2 separate regions of the Homo sapiens genome follow, and region 2 is linked to region 1. The links are chromatin loops, found by intact Hi-C in ENCODE. Cell type or tissue: CD14-positive monocyte. All regions are shown on one strand. Each heading gives the region's core, and the rest is flanking DNA. Links, peaks and the distances in the headings are about the cores only.

Region 1 (12,371 bases), core at 1,478-9,477:
AGACACGGGAATCGCTTGAACCCTGGAGGCAGAAATTGCAGTCAGCCGAGATAGCACCACTGTACTCCAGCCTGGCAACAGAGTGAGACTCCATCTCAAAAAAAAAAGTGTTAATAAAATAAGTGTTAGTGTGGTTGTGAAAAAATTGGAACCCTTGTGCATTGCTAGTGGGGAAGTATAATAAAATAGGGCAGCAGATGCTGAAAATTCCATGGCAGTTCCTCAATAAATTAAACATAGAATTACCATTTGATCCAGTAATTCCACTTCTGAGTATAAACACAAAAGGATTTAAAGCAGGAACTCTAATAAATATTTGTACACCAATGTTCCCAGCAGCATTATTCACAATGGTCAAGAGGTGGAAACAACCCAAATGTCCATCAGCAGATGAATGGATAAACAAAGCATGGTATATCCATGACACAGAATACTATTCATCCACAAAAAGGAATGAAATTCTGATACATGCTCTACAACATGAATGAACCCTGAGGAAATTTTGCTAAGTGAAATAAGCCAGATACAAAAGAACAAATACATTATGATTCCACTTATATGTGGTACCTAGAGTAGTCAAATTCATAAAGACAGAATGTAGGACAGTGGGGGAAGGGGAGGATGGAGAGTTATTGTTTAATGGGTTTCAATATAGCAGAATGAAAAAGCTCTAGAAACAGATGGTGGTGATGTTTGCATAACAATGCAAATATACTTAATGCCAATGAACTTAATGCTTAAAAGTGGCTAAAATGGCAAATTTTATATTGTGCATATTTTGCCACAATTTTAAAAATGAACATGAAGTTATTAAATTCAAAATTATTTCCTATTTAAGTATATATGTGTCTGCTCTTTTAAAAAATTATTCATATGAAGAGGTAGTTTAACAGCAGCAAATTACTCCCTAAAAACTAGTCTAATGAGTAATTTTGTCTAAACATATGAACACATGAATCCTTCATTCAGAAATCCCTTCAGTTCAATTACTTCACCTTGGTTTCCATGCTATTCATTGAAATAGGAAAAATAATGATGGGCATGAAAACGTTGTTGTATTTTATCAACTGATCTTCTAGAGTAGAGGTCAGCAAACTTTTTCTGTAAATTTTTTGGTAGAAAATTTCAGGCTTTGCCAGCCGTAAGGTCTCTGTTGCAACTACTCAACCTGTTGCAAAAGCAGCCATGGATATGAGAATGAGTGAACATGGCCTTGTTCCAATAAAACTTTATTTACAAAAGCAGGGTGATGGGCCAGATTTGGCTTGCAGGCTGTTGTTTGCCAACTCCCAAAAGAGCAGGGAGTATTTAGTAAAATAAAATATTGACGAACCTGATAACCAGCCCACCTAATCATGGTTCTTCCTCCATTCCAAAAACAGTGAATCAAAACCCAATGAAGCAAGTAAGTAGTGGAGTAGTCGTGACAATTCAGGACCAAGAAGTAGGCTGCCTAAAGTGACCTCATTATCATGGAGTGACGGACAGGGCTCAGAGGACATCAGGAGACATACAGACAAAGAAGCAGGCCTGGAAGGAACGCAGGCGCTCAGAAAGCATCGGGGAAACTCCAGTCATCCAGTTAAGATACTTGAGATACAAAAAATGTCTAGGTTAAATTCATGTATTCAAAGTGACTTGGACCTTCTAATCAATTCAATTTTTGTGTTGCTACTATGTGCAAAGCCAAAGGCATCATGAAATCAAAAATGAATAAAATCAGCCAGGTGCAGTGGCTCATGCCTGTAACCCCAGCATTTTGGGAGGCCGAGGTGGGCAGATCACTTGAGCCCAGGAGTTCAGGACCAGCCTGGGCAATATGGCAAAACCCCGTCTCTACTAAAAATAGAAAAACTAACTGGGCGTGGTGGTGTGCACCTGTGGTCCCAGTTACTTGGCAGGCTGAGAGGGAGGATTGCTTGATCCTAGGAGGCGGAGGTTGCAGCGAGCCAATATCACTCCACTGCACTCCAGCCTGGGTGACAGAGAGAAACTTCATCTCAAAAAAAGAAAAAAAAAAGAATAAAATCAAGAGCCTGTCTCAGGAAGATTATTATCTAGAAACACAGGGAGAAAGCAAAAAATTTTGAAGGGCAAGGTCTTATTACATTAATCATAAAATCTGATTTGATAGTCTTGGCTCTACTTAGTTTAAATGGACCTGTCTAAAAATCTCTGAGACACGAAAAGCAATCCAATCTGCTGGGAAAACACTACCAAGACACACACTTCTTTTAGTGGTGATGTGTTTATCTTTCCTCTTAAGGAGAGTAGTAACAAAATATTCAAGAATAGGATCCACCTTTCCTTTAAAATAAAAGCAGGCCAGGCACAGTGGCTTACGCCTACAGTCTTAGCAATTTGGGAGGCCAAGGCAGGTGGATCACTTGAACTCAGGAGTTCGAGACCAGCCTGGGCAACATGGCAAAACCCTGTATCTACAAAAAAAAAAAAAAAAAAGAAAAGAAAAAGAAAGGCTGGATGCAGTGGCACACCTGTAATCCCAGCACTTTTGGAGGCCGGCGCAGGTGGATCACTTGAGCTCAGGAGTTCGAGACCAGCCTGGGCAACACGGCAAAACCCTGTCTCTACCAAAAAGAAAGAAAGAAAGAAAGAAAACGAAAAGAAAGAAAGGCTGGATTCAGTGGCACACCTGTAATCCCAGCACTTTTGGAAGCTGAGGCAGGTGGATCATTTGAGGTCAGGAGTTTCAGACCAGCTTGGCCAACATGGTGAAACCCCATCTCTACTAAAAATGCAAAAGTCAGCTGGGTGTAGTGGCATGCACCTGTAATCTCCACTACTCAGGAGGCTGAGATAGGAGAATCGCTTGAAGGGAGGCAGAGGTTGCAGTGAGCCAAGATCGCACCACTGCACTCCAGCCTGGGTGACAGAGTGAGACTCCATGTCAGCAGAACAAAACAAAACAAATTAGCCAGGTGTAGTGGTGCATGCCTGTGATCCCAGCTACTTGGGGGGCTGAAGTGGGAGAATTTCTTGAGCCAAAGAACTTGAGGCTGCAGTGAGCCAAGATCCCGCCACTGTGCTCCAGGTTAGGTGACAAAATGAGACGCTGTCTCAAAAAAATAAAACAAAAGTCTATGTAAAATTTTTAAAATTTTTATCTGGGAAATAAACATGACTTCATAAAGACATCCTCTTAGGAGTATAAGCACACATAAACTATGGACTCCATTTGTAATTCAAAGAAAGCTTTACAGAATCATCCTTGTGGAATCCATTGGATGAATTGCAGGGATGAGGGGTGTTTACTGAGCAAACCAACGGAGAGGAGAGGCAGGCAGGGCACTGGGATAGAGTCAGCTACGTATTGACTGACACCTGCTTTTTTTTTTCTTTTTTTTGAGACGGAGTCTCGCTCTGTCGCCCAGGCTGGAGTGCAGTGGCACGATCTCGGCTTACTGCAACCTCCACCTCCCAGGTTCATGCCATTCTCCTGCCTCAGCCTGCCGAGTGGCTGGGACCACAGGCGCCCACCACCATGCCCGTCTAATTTTTTGTATTTTTTTTTTTTTTTTTTTAGTAGAGACGGGATTTCACCACGTTAGCCAAGATGGTCTCCATCTCCTGATCTCGTGATCCGCCCTCCTTGGCTTCCCAAAGTGCTGGGATTACAGGCGTGAGCCACCGCGCCCGGCCTGGCACCTGCTTCTTTTAATTCATGAGCCTGAGTGTTTCAAGCCCACACAGCCAATCTGATGCCGTCCTCATAACCCTGTGATGGGACGGATCATGTCTAAACTGCCCATGCAGAAGAATACAACTTAGAAAAGTCACTTGAAGAACTCAATCACGTTTACTGCTGGGAGGGAGGGATAAAGGTCATTTTCCTTCATAATTATAAGATACAATAATTAACCTGGTTAGTTACATGATGAATCATTGAGAGCATTATCAGAGGCTATGTTAAGCCTTAGCCTTTCTAAATTATTTTATTTCCCTAACTATTAGAAATACAGTGAAAGTCTGAGTAGACTGCTTATCTATTACATTTAACCCTTTTTTTTTTTTTTTTTTTTTTTTTTTTTTTTTTTTTTGAGACGGAGTCTCGCTCTGTCGCCCAGGCTGGAGTGCAGTGGCACAATCTGGGCTCACTGCAAGCTCCAGTTCCCAAGTTCCCACCATTCTCCTGCCTCAGCCTCCCAAGTAGCTGGGACTACAGGCGCCCGCCACCACGCCCGGCTAATTTTTGTGTATTTTTAGTAGAGACGGGGTTTCACCGTGTTAGCCAGGATGGTCTCGATCTCCTGACCTCGTGATCCGCCCGCCTCGGCCTCCCAAAGTGCTGGAATTACAGGCATTAAGAAATTACAACTATTTCTTAACTTAAGAAAGTTTAATATTGGCCGGGCGCGGTGGCTCACGCCTGTAATCCCAGCACTTTGGGAGGCCGAGGCGGGCCGATCACGAGGTCAGGAGATCGTGACCATCTTGGCTAACACGGTGAAACCCCGTCTCTACTAAAAATACAAAAAATTAGCCAGGCGTGGTGACAGGTGCCCGTAGTCCCAGCTACTCAGGAGGCTGAGGCAGGAGAATGGCGTGAACCCGGGAGGCGGAGCTTGCAGAGAGCCGAGATCACATCACTGCACTCCAGCCTGGGCGACAGAGCGAGACTCCGTCTCAAAAAAGAAAAAAAAAAGTTTAATATTAATATTGTCATCTTTCTGCTTTTAAGCTTGTACATCAAGTAACAGAATGTCATGGTTGTTAAAAAAAAGAAAAAAAGTAAAAGAGGTGCATTTACAGGGAGGAGCCAGAAGAGGGCATCATTTCTATACGCTTAGCAGATGCCAAAAGAGGAGAGATGAATTTTCAGCTTGTTTTCTAGTTATTAGTGATCTAAAAAAGTTCTATCATAATTGTTTACTAATTTTGTTACTTTACTTAAAGTACATTAAAAAAGTTACTTGGGGAACTGTTAAACAGTCACTTTTTTTTTTTTCTTTTGAGATGGAGTCTCAGTTGCTGCCCAGGCTGGATGCAGTGGCATGATCTTGGCTCACTGCAACCTCCGCCTCCCAGGTTCAAGCGATTCTCCTGCCTCAACCCCCCGAGCAGCTGGGATTACAAGCGTGTGTCACCATGTCCAGCTAATTTTTGTATTTTTATTAGAGACAGCGTTTCACCATGTTGACCAGGCTGGCCTCAAACTCCTGGCCTCAAACGATCCTCCCACCTCATCCTCCCAAAGTGCTGGGATTACAGGCATGAGCCACCGCCCTTAGCCAAACATTCACTCTTGAACCCCATCTGGCCCCACCAAATTAGAACCTGTGTGTGTGAGGCCAGGAAGGTTGAATTTGAATCAGTTTGCAGCTGATCCTGGAGCGTGGGTCCAGGAACCACATTAAAAACCCTCTGCACGGATTGCCAAATGCCCGTGGATGGAGGCACAGAAGGTGATGATGCCAGGTTGTCCTGGGGAGCTTCCTAAAGGCAAGAGAGCCTATGAAGGTCTGGGTGCTTTGATAATTCGAATGTACTACAGATGAACCACCACGGTGGCATCAAAGAAATTATTTTAAGACCACAAAACTAAATATCCAGTTATGAAATTTTAGGGGAAAAAGCCAGCCTATAATCAGAAAAATTTTTAAATAAATCAAAATATTTAAAATTTTTTGTACTATCGCTCTACAAAATGAAGAACTGAGGCTCATTTTTTCTTGTTTTTAAATTGTTTTAATAGTTGAAAAAATAGCACAACACATATTACCACAATTTATTATTCTTCACTAGATTCTTATAGCATGTCTACTTCCAAGGAAATCTGGGGGGCATTTTATCTTAAATTGCACATATCCAATAAGATCATCAAAAGAGAAATAAGTAAAAGCTAATAAAAAGGAAACTGGGTGCAGAGGGTGTAATGATTCCTGGAATTACTGCAACTGAATGTTACATTTAGCTTTAGGTTTCCCCGTGTCAAAAAGGGAAGGATGTCTACATTTGTAAGGTGCCTACTCAGTGCTGGGCACTGACAATGGACACTACTCCCTCTAACAGCACTTTTTGTGGCCAAATGAGCAGATCCCTGCTCAATTTATTTATTCACTTATTCCTTTACTCATAGCTCCTGCTCTCAAACATTCAAAATCTGGCTAGGGCCAAATTGCCAAGAGTTGCAGGTGAAGGAGAGGGCACCGTGTGTCCTCTATGAGACAGCACCCGCTGGAGCGCAGGGCTGGGCACAAGGAGAGTGGTGCCCCACGCTGTGCCAATCAGTGGCCCTGGGTTACAACGCAATGGGAAAGGGAATGGTTATGTAACAAATGGTACCAGGAACATCAAGGATTGGGAGGAAAAAAAATTAGATAGGGCCTCCTGATGATTGTAAAGAGTTAACATGGTGGCTCAGGCCTATAATCCCAGCACTTTGGGAGGCCAAGGCAGGCGAATCACTTGAGGCCAGGAGTTCAAGACCAGGCTGGCCAACATAATGAAACCCCGTCTCTACTAAAAATACAAAAATCAGCTGAGCATGGTGACATGTGCCTATAATCCCAGCTACTTGGGAGGCTGAGGCAGAAGAATCGCTTGAACCTAGGCGGTGGAGGTTGCAGTGAACCAAGATTGCGCCATGGTACTCCAGCCTGGGTGACAGAGTGAGACTCTGTCTCAAGGGGAAAAAAAAAAAAAAGTTAAGTAAAAATTAGAAGAAAATTAATGTGGATATTTAACCTATCACAGGATAAGGAAGAAGTCTCGAAGCATAAAAGCAAAAGAAATTATACGGGAAAAGGAGATTTGCCTACAAGCAAACAAAAAACTTCTTTGTGTTAAAAACAAAATTATAAAGAAGGCCATGTACTAGGAAGATAACATGCAACTAACATGATTGAAAAGGACTAATCGCCTTCACATACCAAGAACATCTACAGAAGGTTGAAAAGTGGAAGATACTCAATCTTATTCGTGATGAGATGAATTCAAATCAAAACGATGAGAAAACCATTTTGCATGACCAATGTTGTTTTGCCAAACTGATAAAGTTATCTATTGGTTTGCATGTTGGTTTATTTTTAAGGATAATTCCACACCCTTTCTAAAGGAGGCAACATTCCTAACCTTCATCTTGTTCTCTTTCTAGAAATATTCAGAGATGTGCCAAAAAGATATCTACAAGGATATTCTTTGCATTATTCTCATTTTAATAACCTTATAAACTTTCAAAAATGCAACAGAAAGCTGGAAATCCCCTAACTATCCAACAATAGTTATTTGGTTAAACAAATGATGACACATTCCTATGACGGGGTGAGATACACTCATCAGAAATCATATAGCCAATGATATTTATGGACACTGAAAATGTTCCTTATAAATTACTACATGAAGAAACATTAGGATAAAACTGTACATACAATTTGATTTCAATTATGTAAATATATTAGCCTGACTCATGTGAAATTGCCTCTATTCAATAATTTTTTGCCTAAAAATACCAATTTCTTATGGTTCAACCTAAATACTTCAAAAAAGTCTATGTATATGTGTGTATACACACACATATATCCACACATACAGATATGCACCCACAAGCATAGATACATACACTCACAAAAGAACAGAAATAATATATACTAAAATGTCAACAATTGTTCTCTGGGTGAAGCTGCTGTATTTTTAACATTGCTCTTTATGATTTTCTTCATTTTCTAGGTTTTAATTTTTTAATTTCATTTAATTTTTTTAGAGACAGGATCTCACTATGCTGCCCAGGCTAGTCTTGAACTCCTGGGCTCAAGCGATCCTCCTGCTTTGACCTCCCAAAATGCTGGGATTACAGGCATGAGCCACTGAGCCTGGCGTCTAGTTTTTTACGTGAATGTAATTTGAAATCATGCTTCAAAGCTCAGAATGTAATGGGGGCCAGAGTGTGGGAAGAAGGAAATTTGTGTACCCTGCCAGCCTGTTGTAAATAAGCACACACTCCCAGAGGGTAATTTGGCAAAACATCAAAAGCCTTTCAAGTATTCATACACTTGACCAATCATTCTTCTAAGAATTTACCCCCCAAAAATAAACAGACATGTCAAAATACCTGTACAAGACGTTCATCACAGAGTTATCTATAACATGAAAAATCAAATACAGTGATATACTCACAGACACTCGGGAACAGGTTAAATAAACTATAGTGCATATATTTGGTGTATTTTATGGAGTCATCAATACATTTTGGAAGAAGTCTTAATAACATAGGAAAATGTTTATGCCAAGTTGAATTGTAAAAGCAAAATAAAACCACATAGAGTCTGATCACAATACATTTGAAATTGGATAAGTCTATCTGTGCACACACATATACACAGGCTTACCTAGAAAGAAGGCTGGGAGTGTGCAGGTGTGTACACGTGCATGTAATTTACAGTAGTTTGGGATTGTGGTAGTATTTCCATTACATCTAAATACTATTCTGTGTTTCCCAAATGCTTGCAAGGTTTGCATTACTTCTGTAATCAGAAAGTAAGTAACTTCCTTTCAAAGAGAAAAGGAAGCTCCCTCTCTTCACAGAATAGAAGATGGACCAAGGGGGAAGCAGTTAGGAGCTGCTACGTTGGAAGTGAGAATGAAGGGCAGAGGAAGATTCCAGAGACTCAGGAGGCAGAAATGTCAGGATTTGCTGACTGACCAGATGTAGCGGCAGAATGAGGAACAAAGGAGTCAAGTTTGATTCTCAGGTCTGTGGATTTGGAGACAGAGTGAGAGGTGTCGCCATTCTCCCAAGACAAGGAACACAGGATTTGGTAGCACACAGACGGTCCCAGTGATTCTTGCTTCCTGATATTCAGACCCTTTGTCCTCTCTGACTAGGGCTGACCTGTGGGACCCATAGGGCATAGCAGAAATGACAGGGTGTGGCTTCTGAAGCTAGACCATAAAAGATATTGTGGGCTCTGCTTTTCTCTCTCTTGGATCACTTGCCCTGGGAGAAGCCAGCCGCCATGTCATGAGGACACTCAAGCAGCCCTGTGGAGATATCCCCATGGTGAGGAACCAAGTCCTCCTCCCAATACCAGCAGTCACTGGCCAGGTATGAGGGTAAGCCCCAAGAGCACAGATCCCCCAGCCCCAGGCGAGCCTTCCACTGAAGACAGAAACTGTCAAAGAATGTTACTTGATTTATGTCACTAGGTTTGAGGGGAATTTGCTATACAGCAATAGATAACCAGTGCGTGGAAAGAGGCACAGACTGGAGCTGTCTGTACACTTTTGTGGTTTAAACCACCATCTAGTTTTTCTAACTTCTGCTCAGGATATAGAGGGCTGGAAAGAGTATTGCCGGTACCATGACAACAAAAACACTAGAGAACATGCAAAACCACTTTTTCCGGAACACATCAGAGAATTGAGGTTGCAGTTGCCTCCCTATTAGGGTCCAGTGGGGGCTTCCAGAGGGAGACCAGGGCCAGGAGGAGGGAGAAGGGGCTCATGCCTTCCTTCCGACCTGTGTCTGGCCAGCATCAGCTCAACAGGGTCGGAGGGTGTCTGCCTCCTGCAGCTGCTAGCTCTGTTCTCTCACTATTCCCTTTTTGCCTCCAATTCCTGTCTAACCAATCCCTAAAGTAAATTCTTATTCAAATAACCAGACAGTTTCTATTTCCCTAAGTGGATCTTAACTGCTGCAGCACAAATTCAATTCAACTCCTCAATGACTGCACCTGGTTCTCTTTTAGGGCCACAAATAGGAGCGTGGTGGAATTCCTGCCTGTCCACCTAAACCTCTGTCACCTGATCCTTGTTACCTTTCCTGACGCACCCGCTGCAAACTCCACCCAACCTGGTCTGGCTCATAGCACTACTTGTGTGCTCCTAACCTGGCATTTTCCCCCATAGTTCCATGCCTCTTACCCCAACTCTACTGAAACAGGACAATGGGAAAATGAGGCACCCTGGCATTTGAGGAAGCATTGTAGAGAAGGAGGGAAAGTTAGGGCTTTTCTGGTGTTTATTTTATACATTGATAGAAACGACATCAGCAAAAAAGAATGATTTATGCTGAGGTTGATCTTCCTGACCCTGGTTTGTTTGTCCTTACTGAAGTTTTTATTCTTAAAGTTATAAGGCAAGAAAGAAAACCCTAAGACATCAGTCTCACCTCTTTCCTAATTCCCTTTTTATCTTAAGTCACCTTGATAACATACTTCTCCCACTCACTCAGGAGACATGAAGTGCTGAAAAGATGACAAGATGGTAACGTGTGTGCACAAACACACACACATACATTCATGCACACATGAAAACTACTTACCTGAAATAATGATGCTAGAACTTCTAACGACGTAGAAAACTTTTTGAGTGAAGCAGATGTCTGCACTTAGCTGGCATTGAGAAATGACAAACTTCACCTCCTACAGCACTACTGTTTATAAGCTAGGAATTGATGTGGAAAAGGGTAGAGTCTACCTTCTGAAGAAGGCTCCAGCCCACCAACAAAAAGGTTTTGTTTTTGTTTGTTTGTTTGTTTTTGAGATGGAGTTTCACTCTTGTTGCCCAGGCTGGAGTGCCATGGCATGATCTCGGCTCACAGCAACCTCCGCCTCCCAGCTTTAAGCAATTCTCCTGCCTCAGCCTCCCGAGTAGCTGGGATTACAGGCAGGTGCCACCATGCCCGGCTAATTTTGTATTTTTAGTAGAGACGGGGTTTCTCCATGTTGGTCAGGCTGGTCTCGAACTCCCAATCTCAGATGATCTGCCCACCTCGGCCTCCCAAAGTGCTGGGATTACAAGTGTGAGCCACCGGGCCCGGTCAAAAAAGTATTTTAAAGAAACACAAAAGTGGCCGGGTGAAGTGCCTCATACCTGTAATCCCAGCACTTTGGGAGGCCAAGGTGGGCAGATCACTTGAGGTCAGGAGTTCAAGACCAGTCAACAAGGTGAAACTCCATCTCTACTAAAAATACAAAAATTAGTCAGACATGGGGCGTGTGCCTGTAATCCCAGCTATTCAGGAGGCTGAGGCAGGAGAATCCCTTGAACCCAGGAGGAGGAGTTTACAGTGAGCTGAGATCATGCTACTGCACTCCAGCCTGGATGACAGAACGAGACTCCATCTAAAAAAAAAAAAAAAAGAGAGAGAGAGAGAGACATAAAAGCAATAAAAACAGAGAAAAGTCCTGTGCTGCAGTTGCTTTGCCAAGGTCACACATTCCACATGGGATGACGGCACCCCTAAGGGGACAAAGATTGGTAGCAAATCTTACCTATTTCAACCGTCTGTGGCTCTCCAAAAGGCCTCAGTACATAGATATATGATATCTGTGATATCAAAAGGTTATGGTAGCAACTTTGAAAAAGTCTCTAAAAAGGCTATGTGGGGTAGGGGAGAGGGTGGCGGTAAGAAGCTGTTGAGAAACACTGGCTTAGAGGAAACAGCAACCCTGCTTCATTCCATTGCCTGACATGACCCTTAGTATTAGTTTTTTCCTCCAGGTTTCCAATAAACTTGGCAGAAGCAGCGTTTTTTTTTTTTTTTTTAAGAAGAGCCAGGAATATAAACCATGGGATAATTTAGTACCAACCAAATCTACACCTGGGCAAATCCACCCTTTATAAAAGCTGAATATCAACCCAAATGAATGGCTTCCTTTACTGCCAACAAACTTTTGGGTGAGGTTCTATGGCTTATTTCCCTACCTGCAAATTGCCACTTTTTCTAGAAAAGAGCCACCGCTGCCCTCTGAGTCAGGCTGTGAGTCTAGGTCCCCAACATCACATCACAGAGGAGGGGTGCTGCCCGCATCCCTGATATAGTCAGATGTGGTTCCCACAGCACCTGCCTGCACTCCACCGTGACGGTGCCTGTGTGCGCCTTTGTCCTGATGCCCCATCACAGCTCTTCTGTGATCAAAGCACAAATCATTCTCTCCACAGTTCCAGGTCCCAGCTACCAATTACACTGGCACAACATACATTGCAAATACTTTTGAAAAAGAAAATAAACTTTTAATCTAAGAAACACAAGCCTCCTTTAAAGTATCAGGCCTAGAGAGACACCGAAATGAGCCCGCAATCACGTCCCCCAACTTGGGCTAATCATTTCAAAGCCACTTGCTCTACGGACTCTAGATTGAGTGTCACCACCAATAGCCATAAATTATCCTAACAATGCCACACACTGGACACCATCACCCACAGCCTATAGCTCAGCAATGGATAGCCAATCATGAATCATGAATAAATTACGGGTATTTCCGTAAACCCACGAGAATTCCTGAAAACCAGCTTTTGTAATCGCCCCTCTCCTGATTCACCCTTCTCTCCTTTGTTCTCCAGAGCCCTTGGAAGTGTTTCCTGGGCTGCAGACCTCAGCCTTGGCCCAGATAAACTCTCCACCTGTATTA
Region 2 (12,371 bases), core at 1,389-9,388, 62 kb after region 1:
TTTTCTTATTTCCCACTTAGTTACAAAAAGTAAATAAATAATCCTATATTTTTCATTTCATTGATGCATGAAGACTCAATGTATGAAGATAATAGTCATCAGTTTATAATTACACTATAGGACAAAGTTTTAAAAAGTTCTAGTGTGTGTATGGCTAAATGCCTCAAATATTTTACATTTACTGATAAATAACAGCATTCCAAAATCATGGACAATTATGATTAAAAGTTGTAAACCATATCACAGAATATGTTAATCAGCACATCTTCATCAGTTTACATAAAGTTATAGTAGTCTTATTAGAAGTTGTAAAATTTGGTAACAGAAAATTTTTTTCAATACACAGAATAAAAAAAACATCATTGCAAATTTAAAAATCATGTAAACTTGAATTACCCTTGCAGTAAGTTGTCTTAAACATTCATATTTACAAGGTTTTTAAAACAAATGTGAATAGAATCCATATTAAAAGTACATTATCATTAAAGTTTAAATTAAAAGGAAAGATACAAAGGAAAGTCATAACAAATAGTTTCTCATGAACATCTCTAAGGTCCTACCTAGCACTACTTAACGTGGATGATAACGTGAAGCTCTGCATGGTAATCTGAGAGTCAATGCATAGATGAAGAAAAAAAGTAGGTACTGCTTGCGTTGCGGAACTATCATCTTCTGGACCTCAATTGCCAAGACGGCATCAGTCAGGTTGCCCACAGTTACCAGATGTTAACAGAAGTGTGACTGTAGAGGTCAAGAGGAAAGCACGGGAGACGTCCACATGAGACTCTATATGGAGTCCCTGACTGAAAGGAACGGGGAAGCTCCAGGGCCTTCTATGATGCCACAGATTCAGCAGTGCCAAGGACTTTACAGAACAGGTCGTCCCTACCTGACCGCCATGTGGACACATGGAGGACAGGGAACCCCTTCCGGAAGCACGAGTTGCCTTCTACCCAAATACGTTTTCCATGAACCATTTAAAACATTTTACTTGCTTTTCATTTTGCTTCCAAATATGAGTTTTAAAAACTTTTGGCCAATAAATAATCTAAAATATTCTATCAATCTTTCATGTAGCTTTATTTATTTATGACACGGGTTCTCGCTCTGACACCCAGGCTGGAGTGCAGTGGTGCAATCATGGCTCACTGCAGCCTTGACCTCCAGGGCTCAAGCAATCCTCCCACCTCAGCCTCCTGAGTAGCTGGGACTATGGGCATGCCCCAGCATGCCCAGCCAACTTTCTAAATGTTTTATAGAGACGGGGTCTCCCTGTGTTGCCCAGGCTGGTCTCAAACTCCTGGGCTCAAGTGATCCTCCCACCTTGGCCTCCCAAAGTGTTGAGATTACAGATGTGAGCCACTGCACCTGGCCCCTCATTTAGCTTTTACTTACATAAATAAATAAAGCTCTATGGCATTTCATATTCAACAGAATTGCAGAAACTGCTATTTACTGGAATGGTAAGGGTTCCTCTCCTGCCCATACCTCCCACAGGCAAATCCATTTAATCATGTGTGTACACACAGGCCCCTGAAAAGCACCATGGCAGTAAGACCTTCCCCACATGAGTTGGTAACCTGTAAATTATCTTAGCCTTTCCTTATTCAACTTATCAAACCCTCCTCAGAACTCCACACTATTACTTCCCCTTTGGTGACGTGAAGGGTTGGAACCCCAGCATCTCCCATTCCCGATGAGTCATAACTCACACACTGCACAAAACGCAGTCCACATAACTGACCAATCACTTCAGCCACCTGGTTACCCAGGGCACTGGCCACTCAACGAGGAAGGACTGCCCTGAAGCAGCCACAGATAAGGCTTCCCTTTGAGTTTAAAGGGTCACAAAACAGTACCATGGAAAAGGGAAGAAAGAGGGTGATGCTGTCACGCTGAGGACCTAGTCACAGGCTGCCCGTGAACTTGGAATCAGTGAATGATTACAGGAAAAAAAAGTACATAATTCACTGTACTAAAAACGTGAAATTTCCTCATCACTGAAAACACGCTCATCTGAAATCTCTGTAAAAAAGGATTTGGCTGTTGAAACTTGTTATCAATGCCTCTTCTCGTAGCCACCATGACAATAAATTTGGCTAAACATTTAAATTTACCCTCAGTTTTGGTTTTCCTTTAAAAAAATATGTAAACAAATGAACAGGAAATCTCTGCTTGTAAGAAAAATCTGAATATAACAGGGGAAGGTCAGCAGACGGTCACCGGGGAAAGCATCCAGGCATCTTGTCGCCTCGCTGGGCTGGCCGGGGCTCAGTCACTATCTGACTCCTCCTTGTACTTGGCCCGGATGGCCTGGCCGTTCTGCAGCGGCATTTCCTCATAGTCACTCCTGTGAGCAAAGAGACCTTTGAGACCGTCTAACTTCTGACAGCTCTTTATTTTCCTCTTCCACACTGACACACCATTCCAGCAGGAATTAAATCATAGCTTCGCTCTTTCAATTTTCTATCACCAACTGCTACTGCTCACCCCGTCCTCCTCTCCCTGACCCCCAGTTCCCAGGGCCCATCAGTCCAGAAAGCACAGTTCTTCCCGTGGCCAGCACGCCCTACAGGTAGCCAGCAGAAAGGACTACTACCACATCTAAGCCTGAATACTGTGAAAACAGAAAACCACGAGCCACTTGACACTCCAAGGTAAATGCCTTCATACCTTGAAAATAATTTTAGAAGAGTAACCCATTCAGAAACATGCAAGGCCGTGCCGGGATGCCCAAGGTGTGCCGGCCTTCTAACGGACAGGGACTTACCCATAAATCACATCATCATCCGAGTCATTCAGCATGGAGAAGGCAGGATTGTCTTTCAGCTGGGACTCTGAAAACCAACAAGAGCATTTGCATCTCAAGCAATTGACGTGATGAGCCTGGACAGGCAGGATGCTGTCCCGGACAAAGGAAGGGAGTTGGAAAGAACTGGACTCAAATCGCAGAGCTGCCATGTCTGTATAAACCTGAACACATCTCGTGAGGCTGTTTTCTCATCTACAAGACAGGGCTGGCCTGGCCTGCCTGGCAGGGACGTCCTGAAGGCTGAGGGAGGCGGCCTGTGGGAAGGAGCAGGCAGGCTGCCATTGCCCACGCACGAGCTGCCTCCTGTTGACACAAGGAGTGGGGAGCTGAACATAGGCCCCAGGAGAGGTGGCTCTGCCCTGCCTGCCCCCGCCCAGTCCTTGGACGTGCAGCGAGCTGCTGCTTCTGTAAAACGGGCATGATTATATGTTTATCATAAAGTTGCTGTGAAGCTTAAGTGAGACGCCGTTTGTGAAGGTGCTGGGCAAGTGCTAGCCCACTATAAGATGTCGGGGGGTGCGGGGGGCTGCCTATGTTCTAGAGAGTTCCCATCCTTTTCATTCCCTGTGCAAGAGGGTTGTTTTGGTTTCACTATTAGGTGACTTTTTGTATGTTTTGGCTTTTTTTTTTTTTAATGGTAACAACACTACTACAGATGCTCCTTGACTTACGATGGGGTTATGTCCTGATAAACCCATCGTCAGGTTGAAAATATCGTGAAGTCAAAAACGCATCAACTACAGCTAAGGCACCGAACATTGCAGCTTAGCCTATTCTGCCTTAAGTGTTACTACATTAGCCTATAGTTGGGCAAAATCATCTAATGCAAAGCCTATTTTATTTAATTTTTTTTTAAGAGACAGGGTCTCATTCTGTCACCGAGGTTGGAGTGTAGTGGTGTCATAGCTCACTGCAGCCTCTCCTCTTGGGCTCAAGCGACCGTCCCTCCTCAGCCAACCGAGTAGCTAGGACTACAGGCACATGTCACCACACCTGTCTAATTTTTAAATTTTTGGAGAGATGGGGTCCCTATTTTGTTCCCCAGGCTGGTTTCAAACTCCCAGCCTCAAACAATCCTCCCGCCTTGGCCTCCAGAAGTGCTGGGATCAAAGGATCAAAGCCTGTTTTGTAATAAATGGTGACTCTCTCATGAATTTGCTGAATGCTGTACTGAAAGTGAAAAACAGAATGGTTGTTTGGGTATTCAAAGTGTGATTTCTCCTGAATGTGCATTGCTTTTGCATCATTGTAAAGTCAAAAAATCCCAAACTGAACAGCAAAAGCTGGGGACTGACACTAATAAAATGAGTGTGTCAACTCTGTGGGAATGACACAACGCAGGTTCTACATATGCTGGGCCCCAACTCACCTCAGAGCTCGACATTTCAACTCACTCTCTCTCTGCCAAGAGAAGTCACTGGGAATCACAGCGCCCACATGAATGGGAAACCCGGGAAGTGGGTCGTGGATGAACACAGGCCTCTGTGCCCGCTAACTGGCCAGCAGTCCAGACCCCAGGGTGGCTTACCATAGAGGGCATTCTTCGATGGAGAATATACAAAGGCCAAGGTGTAGAGATAGAAGTTCAACAGGCCATAGAAAGATAAGAACTCGGCTGGTGGTGCTGTCAAGGGAAGGAACGCGGCATCTGGACACATCAGTCAGAGGCTCTGCCTACAGCCCGACCACTCCTCCCGCCATCAGCAGCCCCTTCTAGTGCCAAGCACCCGCCAGTGCCCGGGGGTCCATTACCCAGACGTCAGGACTCCACAGTTCAAGCCCACAGCCAGGGGTCACAAGCACTCTTCGAGGTCACAGTAAATAACAGGTGAACTATGGCCTCTCACATCAGTGGAAACCTGGACCCACTGAGCCATCTGGTGGCGCTCCTGTCACCAGCACCGAGGGCAGGGCCAGAAGAGATCAAGTTACATGAAAAGGGCAGGAAGGCCACGGGCATACGGTGAATCAAGGTCTCTAGACACAATAATGAAATAAAGAATTGGAAACAAACTCTCAAACCAATTGCTCTGAACATTTCTGGATTACAGACCCCTATGAAAATCAGATAAAAGCTTAGTGTGAAATTCAGTCACAAAACTTTGAAAAAATCGTATATTAATTCATGCATTAACTGGGACATAAGAAATCCCAAAGAAAGAACCCAGGATCTAAAGGATTAACTCTTGAAGTGTCCCCAACAAAGAGTGGAAAGCACATACCTAACCTCTCCGACTTCTGGGCGAGGCCAGGGCTCCCGGGAGGCAACAGCCCTGCGCCACTGGCCTCAGGCACAGCGGGAATCGAAGGGGGTCCCAGTATTTTCTGAGCTCTTCCCTACAGACACAGGCTCAACCTGCCACAACTGTCATACCCTTGGATACATCTCCGTGATGATGAGAGAGATATCCCGGGGGGAGACAGGAGGCTCACGGCAGCCCTCAGCCACCCCACAGTGCTCTGCTGGAGGGCAGTAGGGGCTTGGAGCCCCGCGGTGTGGAGAGGCAACCGCACCTCATTTACCTCACAGCACCTGCCCCTCTGGGTGGAAAGCAGCGTGGCGTGGGCACGCTCCAGAGCGCCAGCCTCTCTGGGTTTGGAGCCGGGCTCTGCCACCCGAAACCTGACCTGGGGCAACTACTGAGCCAAGCTTCCTGTGTACAGAGGAGGGACAGGCTGCCCCTTCCCACGGCTGCAGCGGGGCCAACTGAGACACCTCTCAGCAGAGACGAGGCCTCCGGAGAACAGGGCGCGAGGAGCTGACCTGTCTCCTCTTGAGAGGGGCAAATCTGAGCCACTAACTGCTGCAATGCTAAGCAGGCGTCCTGCAGCCAGGGCCCTCCAGTGAAAAGGATATAATTCTGGTAGTGAGTTGACAGCTCTGCTACAAAATTGTCTTGTAGTACTTGCGCCCCAAATCTCAAATAAAGGATGGCGATGCTGAACAAGACAGAGGAGCAGAGACAATATGTAAACATGCACGAAAACGGCACTAGCTTCAGAGAATTCTCTATTCACCCCATTCAAGCTTTCCGTCTGTACACTATGATTTCTGCATGGGAACTTCCACACACATGCACAGATGCACGCACAGATGCACACATGCACACACACACACAGCCCCTGCTTCTGGTTTTTGGTCTCGGATCTAGGTGGGCTAGACCCACCGGCCGGCTGCAGGGACAGGATGAACCCTGCTGCAGGCCCCATCACACTCTCCCTACTCGGGGCCTTGAAGCCTCCTTGGCACATTTCCTCCCTGCTCTTGCTTTTGTAACTCAGGTTTTCGAGACCATCTCCTGTGACAGAGCCCCTCTCCCGAGGGAAGCCTGCTTCTCCTTCGTCACAGCTCCCCTTTCAGACACAGGGACGCCTCCCCGGTCAGTTCCAGTGACTTTGCACAGCAGCGAAGGCAACATCTTTGGTTCAGACTCCCAGCCGGTGACAGATGACAACAGAGGCCTCGGGACACAGGTCCACAGGCTCCTCCCCCACCTGCCTTCCACCTCACCTCCCACATGCCACCCTCAGCCAGAAGGCTTAACATGTGCACCAGACCCTTTCACCTCCCAGCTCAAGACCCTCTGGCGGTCTCCCAGCACAGAATGGAAACTGGACTCAAGAGCTCGCTCTGCCTCCTGCCGTGCCCACGCCTGCTCATCTCCAGCCACGCTGGCCTCCAGCGACGCAGCTGTCTCTCCACCTCGCCATGCTGACGCCCACCCAGGCTGCCGGTGCCCTGTTCTGCGGCCTGGGGCAGCCACCCCACAGCTTTCAGGGCTCCTCCTCAGGTCCTCAGCCAAATGTCGCCTCTCCAAGAGATACATCCCCAAACCACTCATCTAAAGTGGACCCTTCCCCTCTGCAAGTCACATCTCCTTGTTTCGTCTGCAGCATGGCACGCAGGGGGAATGTATTTAGTTGTTTGCCACTCGTCTCTCTCTGTGTGAACATAAATCCCGTGACAGAGAGAAGCCTGTCTGCCAGGACAGGCACTCAGTAACTATTTGTAGGATAAATGAGTCCCCTAACACCTATGTGAAGAGAGATCACATGGCAGGGCAACTTCCGAGACGGAGGCCACCAGAAGTAGACAGTAGCTCCCAACTTGGGGACTAGGTAATTTGAGGGTGAGGGTGTGTGAGTGAAGGTGTAAGGGTGTGAGAGTGAGGGTGTGTGTGAGGATGTGTGACAGTGAGGGTGTAAGGTGTGTGAGCAAGGGTGTGTGAGGGTGTGAGAGAGGGTGAAAACGAGGGTGAGGGTGAGGGTGTGTCAGTGAAGGTGTGAGGGTGTGAGAATGAGGGTGTGTGTAAGGATGTGTGAGAGTGAGAGGCTGTAAGGGTGTGCTGAGAGTGAGGGTGTGTGAGTGATGATGTGTGAGAGGGTGTGAGTGAGGGTGAGGGTGAGGGTGAGAATGAGGGTGAGAATGAGGGTGAGGGTGTGTGAGTGAAGGTGTGGGGGTGTGAGAGTGTGAGAGTGAGGGTGTGAGGATGTGTGAAAATGAGGGTGTGTGTGAAGGTGTGTGTGTGAGGGTGGGTCAGTTGTGAGTGAAGGCATGAGTGAGGTGTGAGTGAGCCTCTATGTGAGGTTGTGAGGTTGTATGGCCATGTGTATGAGACGTCACAGAGACAACGTGCACACCTAGCACTGAACAGAGACTAATACAACACACATGCAGCATTATTCTGAGTGACTTTTGATGCTGAATGAAATTTGAGTTCAAGTCCAAGTCTGAGCTGAGTTCACACTCCTAGTGGTGGTGGACGACCTTGGATGCCTATCTCAGTCCTCGCCCTCCACAAGGTGGGGACTCCCAGAGCCCACCTGGAAAGCTTGGACAAGGGTTGACCTCCCAGAGGCCCCTTGTCACTCATAAAGGAAAAGGGCCAACATCCGCTTATTTGCCATCCAAACAACCTAAAAAGGCAAGCAGCAGCTAGATTTTTTCCTCCTCTGGATTCTGATTTTAGGAGAAACAGACAAACCATAAACCACCAAGCAATTACCTGGAATCGATTCAAATAAACAACTTCCCAGACCGCTCTGTTCCTCTACCAACTGGCCAGCACCGGTCCCCAGGGAGGTCTGGGGCACTCAGGCCAGGCCGAGCCTGCCCTGGGAGACCTCAGGCTGACGCCACTCCCTGACACAACAGGACCAAGCCCACTTCGCCTCCCATCTCCCCCAATGGCAGCAATGGAGCATGCTGCTCAAGGGTGTTTGCTGTCCTAACTCGCTTAGAGTCCTGTCCCTGGGGCACCCCAAGGATCCCGAGGTCCCCAGTGCCCTTACTTCCAGCTGGTGACTGCACGCTGCACACATAGCAGGTGGCACAGCAAGGACAGAACATGCCCAGCGCGGGCCGAGTGTGCAAGTGAACGTGCTCCAGTCCTCGGCCGCTTACAACAAAAACATGCTCTCCAGGCTGACGGCTGCTCTCGGCTGCCCAGCCTTGGTGGGAGGCCCTCTAACCTCATGAGTCTACTGGGCTAGAAGTACCCTGAAATCCACTCCACAAAAGGAGGCAACAGATATTCCTGACAGTAAAAGAAAAATTCCGTTTTGCTGTTTTCAAGAAATAAGGTCTTCTTACCTAATGACAAGTACTACGAAAGTCAATGCAGTCAAAAATTTCAACCTGAGATCTGAAAAAGAAAGAAACTCATTAACAACTCTGGAAGTAAATTCCACTTGCATTTTATTTTGAAAAATAAAAAACAAAAATTAAGCAAAGCTCTTTGGACAAATGCTCCTCCCTCCAGACTTAGCCGGAGTCGCCAGCAGCCTAGGAGAACGTTGGTCCCTTCCCAGGGCCAGGATGGTGTCCAGGGAGGCCACAGCCACCATCCTCTGGTGGGGACAGATTCAGGAAAGGATCCCGCAAGCTCAGGGTGACTCGCCCTGCTCTGCAGGGTACAGTCCCGCAGGACCCAGGCCACTCTGATGGTCCCAAATGCCAGAGTAACCTGTAAGGCCTGTTGTGGCTCCCAGGGACCACGTGCCCTGGTCCCCAGCCTGTGGGAATGGACCAGTCCCTGGGCCCTCAAGGAAGGCCCCTGGCTTGGGAGACTCCAACCACTTCTTCCCCCACCTGAGTCACTCCCAAGCCACCCCTGCACCGATTCTGAAAGGAGCACTTACCCACATAAGGCATGTGACGTAGCTCGGAACACGCCCGCACTATCAAGAACAAGAGGTACAGAATGTACACCGCTGCCACCACCATGAAGAAGACCTTCATTCCCTAGGAGGACACAAGGCAGCACTTGAGTCGGAACAGGGCCTCTGTGACCTTCTCCTCCCAGCACCACCACAGGCAGGAAAGCCACAGGTTTTTAGAAGGGACTTCAACCCTGAAGGTCCCTCCAGGAAGCAGAACAATGGGCTCCCAGCCGGGACCATCTGCTCAGTCCCGCTGCGAGCACAGGCAGCTCCCCTGAGGTGGACGACACCCCAGGCCTTGCAAATCAGCGGAGCAGAGCCCAAACCCCTCCCACCAGGGACCTGTCCAGGCACAGTGGGTGCTCAGACTGCGGTGGCCACTATCTGTCTCTCTCGCCCCTGGGGGCGAGGGGCTGGCTCCCCACCCTGCCCCTGCATGTGGGAAGGTGGCAGGTGTCCAAGAAAGGACCCAGGCTAGGCCCTGGGAATCCACGCGCCGTCTTAACCATCAACCATTCCCGACCTCTGTTTTCTTATCTGTGACACGAGGGGCTTGAATTAAATGCCCTACAGGACCTAAGGTCTAAAAGTGCACAATTCTGTAATGTCACAGCAAGCCAAAGCCCTTTTCTGAAGATGGAGCTGTGATGGGGAGGGCAGGCCCGTGGGTTCTGACAAGGGCCAGGCCGCGGGGTGGACAGTGTCTTTAGACGCAGTCCCCGCTCCTCGATGGCTCCGGCCCACGCCATCCCCCCACCCCTTTCCTGTCCTCTCAGCGCCAGAGCTCCCCTCTTACAGTCAAGGCTCAGAGCACAGGACAGCACAGCAGGAATCGGGATCATTTTTCTCAAAAGCACCTAAGTGACTTTAGCTGGGACCTTACGTAAAGCAAAGGGACTGGACTAGACCAGCGTGTTTAGCACCGAGAAGGCTCTGCTCTCCGGTGTCTCCTTCAGCAACAGACGTGGGCCCTGGGGTCTGTTCCAGAGCCCACATGGCTGGTTCTCCCCGACACCTGACTGGGAAGGAAGAGCAGCCGACCAGAACCACAGTGACAGGGCCTCAAACTGCGTCAGCCACAAACCAAAGACTGGGAGTAAAAACATTGTTTTAAAGAGCTTTTCTGCCGGGTACAGTGGCTCACGCCTGTAATCCCAGCACTTTGGGAGGCCGAGATGGGTAGATCACTTGAGATCAGGAGTTTGAGAACAGTCTGGCCAATATGGTGAAACCCCCATCTCTACTAAAAATACAGAAATTACCCAGGTGTGGTGGCGCACGCCTATCGTCCCAGTTACTCAGAAGGCTGACGCAGGAGAACCACTTGAACCCAGGAGGCGGAGGCTGCAGTAAGCTGAGATTGCACCACTGCACTCCAGCCTGGGCGACAGAGCAAGACTCCAACTCAAAAAAAAAAAAAAAATTTCCCCAAATCTTCCACCCTTGAACTTTCTATGTAGTCCTTCCCAAGTAGTCAGTTAGCAAAAAGCTCAACAGAACAATTTAAGTCACAAAATTCAGTAATTTTACAAAACAGCATTAAGAAGAAAAATTGCAGGCCTCATTAACAATCCTTACCTGAAAATTTCCGGTATCAACTCGATACTGGTACATTGGATCATGTAATTCGTTAACTCTAAAAATTGACATTATAAATAATTATAGATTAATAACTACCTTTACTTTTTATTTTACATTTTTTCTTATTGACTTTTTGTTTTTTTTACTTATTAATATAAACTACTTCCTACCAACAGTGAAGGATTTTTACAAAGCAATCCTAAATTTATGAGAAATCCTGAATTTCATATTTCACATGAAAAAACTATACAATCCTACCAAGGGTCCACATTTATCAGTATTGGAAAGTTGCAGTATTTTTTATTACACAAAACCCTATATACTATTTCTCTTGCAGTTTTAAGAGCTGTTTTTCCAGTCACCTTTTTAATGGCACGTATGAGTACTAGGAAATAGACAAGAAAACAAAGAAAGCAATAAAAGCAAATAGAAACTTCCATGAGATTGATTTTCAAAATGAAAATGGGTGGCTGAGATGACAGGGAATTGGGGACAGGGGACTGGAGCAGACGGGGTGACTCACTTGGGTCACTGTGGCATGAAACTAGGCATGCTGGGCTCCGAAGTCACACCTGGAAACGGAGCTACTCCGTGAAAGTCCTATTCATGTGAACCAGGCTGCTACCACACTAGGCTTCTGCTGTGGGGCCATTTTACAGGACAAAAGCACTCATAAAGAGCAAGCGTGGGAGCGGGCATAGGGCTTGAAAGTGTGTGGACACAGCAGAGCATCGGTGGACAGTGGAAAGCCAGGAGCCACCCAAGATTCACTCCTACAACAAGGTCTCCCCTCTCTAAAGGAGAAATTGAAAAGGACATGGTCTTTTTCATCTTTCATCATAGACCAGTAGAATTGTGGATTCTCCACAACTCATTTAAGCAAAAACGAATGTGTCAGTTCAAGTCATACAGCTGTCCCTACTTACCCATGGTTTCACTTTCTGCAGTTTCAGTTAACTGAAATCAGCTGCAGTCAGAAAACGTTAAATGGGACATTCCAGAAAAAAGCATTCCCTAAGTTTTAAATTGCATGCCAATCTGATAGCACGATGACATCCTGCACCATCCCCCCAGGGATGTGTGCCACCCCTTTGTCCTGTGTACCCCGGCTGCAAACGTGGCTCGCCCGTCAGTCGGCCACATCATCTGCTCCTGACACACAACCACCGACACTGTCATGGCTGCGTGACCCTCCCGACATATCACAGGAAGCTCAGGAGCAGCCTAGCCCTATGTCACAATGCCTACACCATTCCCCTCACTTATCCCACACACAGGGACTGGGGCATCTCACATCATCATCATAAGAATACAGGATATTTTGAAAAAGAGAGAGCACGTCACACAACTTTTATTATAATATATTGTTATAGTTTTTCTATTTTATTGGTTATTATTAGCCTAACAAATAATCTTTATCATAGGTATGTATGTATAGAGAAAAACATACCAGAGGGCAGGCGCTGGGGAGGTCAGAGTGGTGTCATCTTGGGCAGAGGTCAGGCAGGGCAGAACAGTGTGGGCGGCCCAACGGGGCAGGCAGGGCGGGTGTCTGGGCCTCGGCAGCCAGGTGGGCTGTCCGGAGGCAGCCTTCAGGGGTGCGGCTGGCTCTGAGGGGCGCTTGGGCCCCTTCCAGCCCAGGGCAGGTGGGCGAGCTGCGGGAGCCCATGGGTCCAGCAGCCATGTGTGGACCTTAAAGCCCTTTGTGGTCTTCGGAAGCGCTTTGACAGCTCTGGACTTTGTATTGCAAAGTAATCAAAGTGCTCTGTAGCCCCTGAAGCAGTTAGGCATCTGTGAAGTGGCCTGCGCAGACAGA

What was found. A loop is a pair of places that touch in the nucleus more often than their neighbours do. Peaks named below come from ENCODE experiments on the same cell type or tissue, not always from the same donor. Only the 100,000 strongest peaks of a DNase experiment are listed, where the experiment ranks them.
Region 2: a loop joins it to region 1, with 3 times the contacts of the local background. A loop is called at or near these places in 46 of 110 quality-filtered maps.

What each region holds. Positions count from the first base shown.
Region 1 is chr6:158,683,945-158,696,315 of GRCh38, reverse strand. All of the region lies in intron 6 of SYTL3 (synaptotagmin like 3), which reads right to left. Among named protein-coding and RNA genes, the nearest start is that of SYTL3, 40 kb to the right of the region's middle. RefSeq lists a silencer at 9,073-9,273. In CD14-positive monocyte, for the core only: CTCF peaks have their summits at 4,578 and 4,778 (motif pointing right); a DNase peak (open chromatin) is centred at 4,785; H3K4me3 peaks cover 1,113 bases; H3K27ac peaks cover 1,484 bases.
Region 2 is chr6:158,621,789-158,634,159 of GRCh38, reverse strand. TMEM181 (transmembrane protein 181) reads right to left here. Exons shown (of 17, transcript NM_001376852.1): 11 at 10,553-10,610; 12 at 8,954-9,056; 13 at 8,406-8,457; 14 at 5,670-5,752; 15 at 4,341-4,430; 16 at 2,771-2,837; 17 at 1-2,350. The coding sequence ends at 2,272. Among named protein-coding and RNA genes, the nearest start is that of DYNLT1, 17 kb to the left of the region's middle. RefSeq lists a silencer at 1,776-1,937 and enhancers at 2,616-3,115, 3,116-3,617. In CD14-positive monocyte, for the core only: a CTCF peak has its summit at 4,629; a DNase peak (open chromatin) is centred at 1,729; H3K27ac peaks cover 4,848 bases.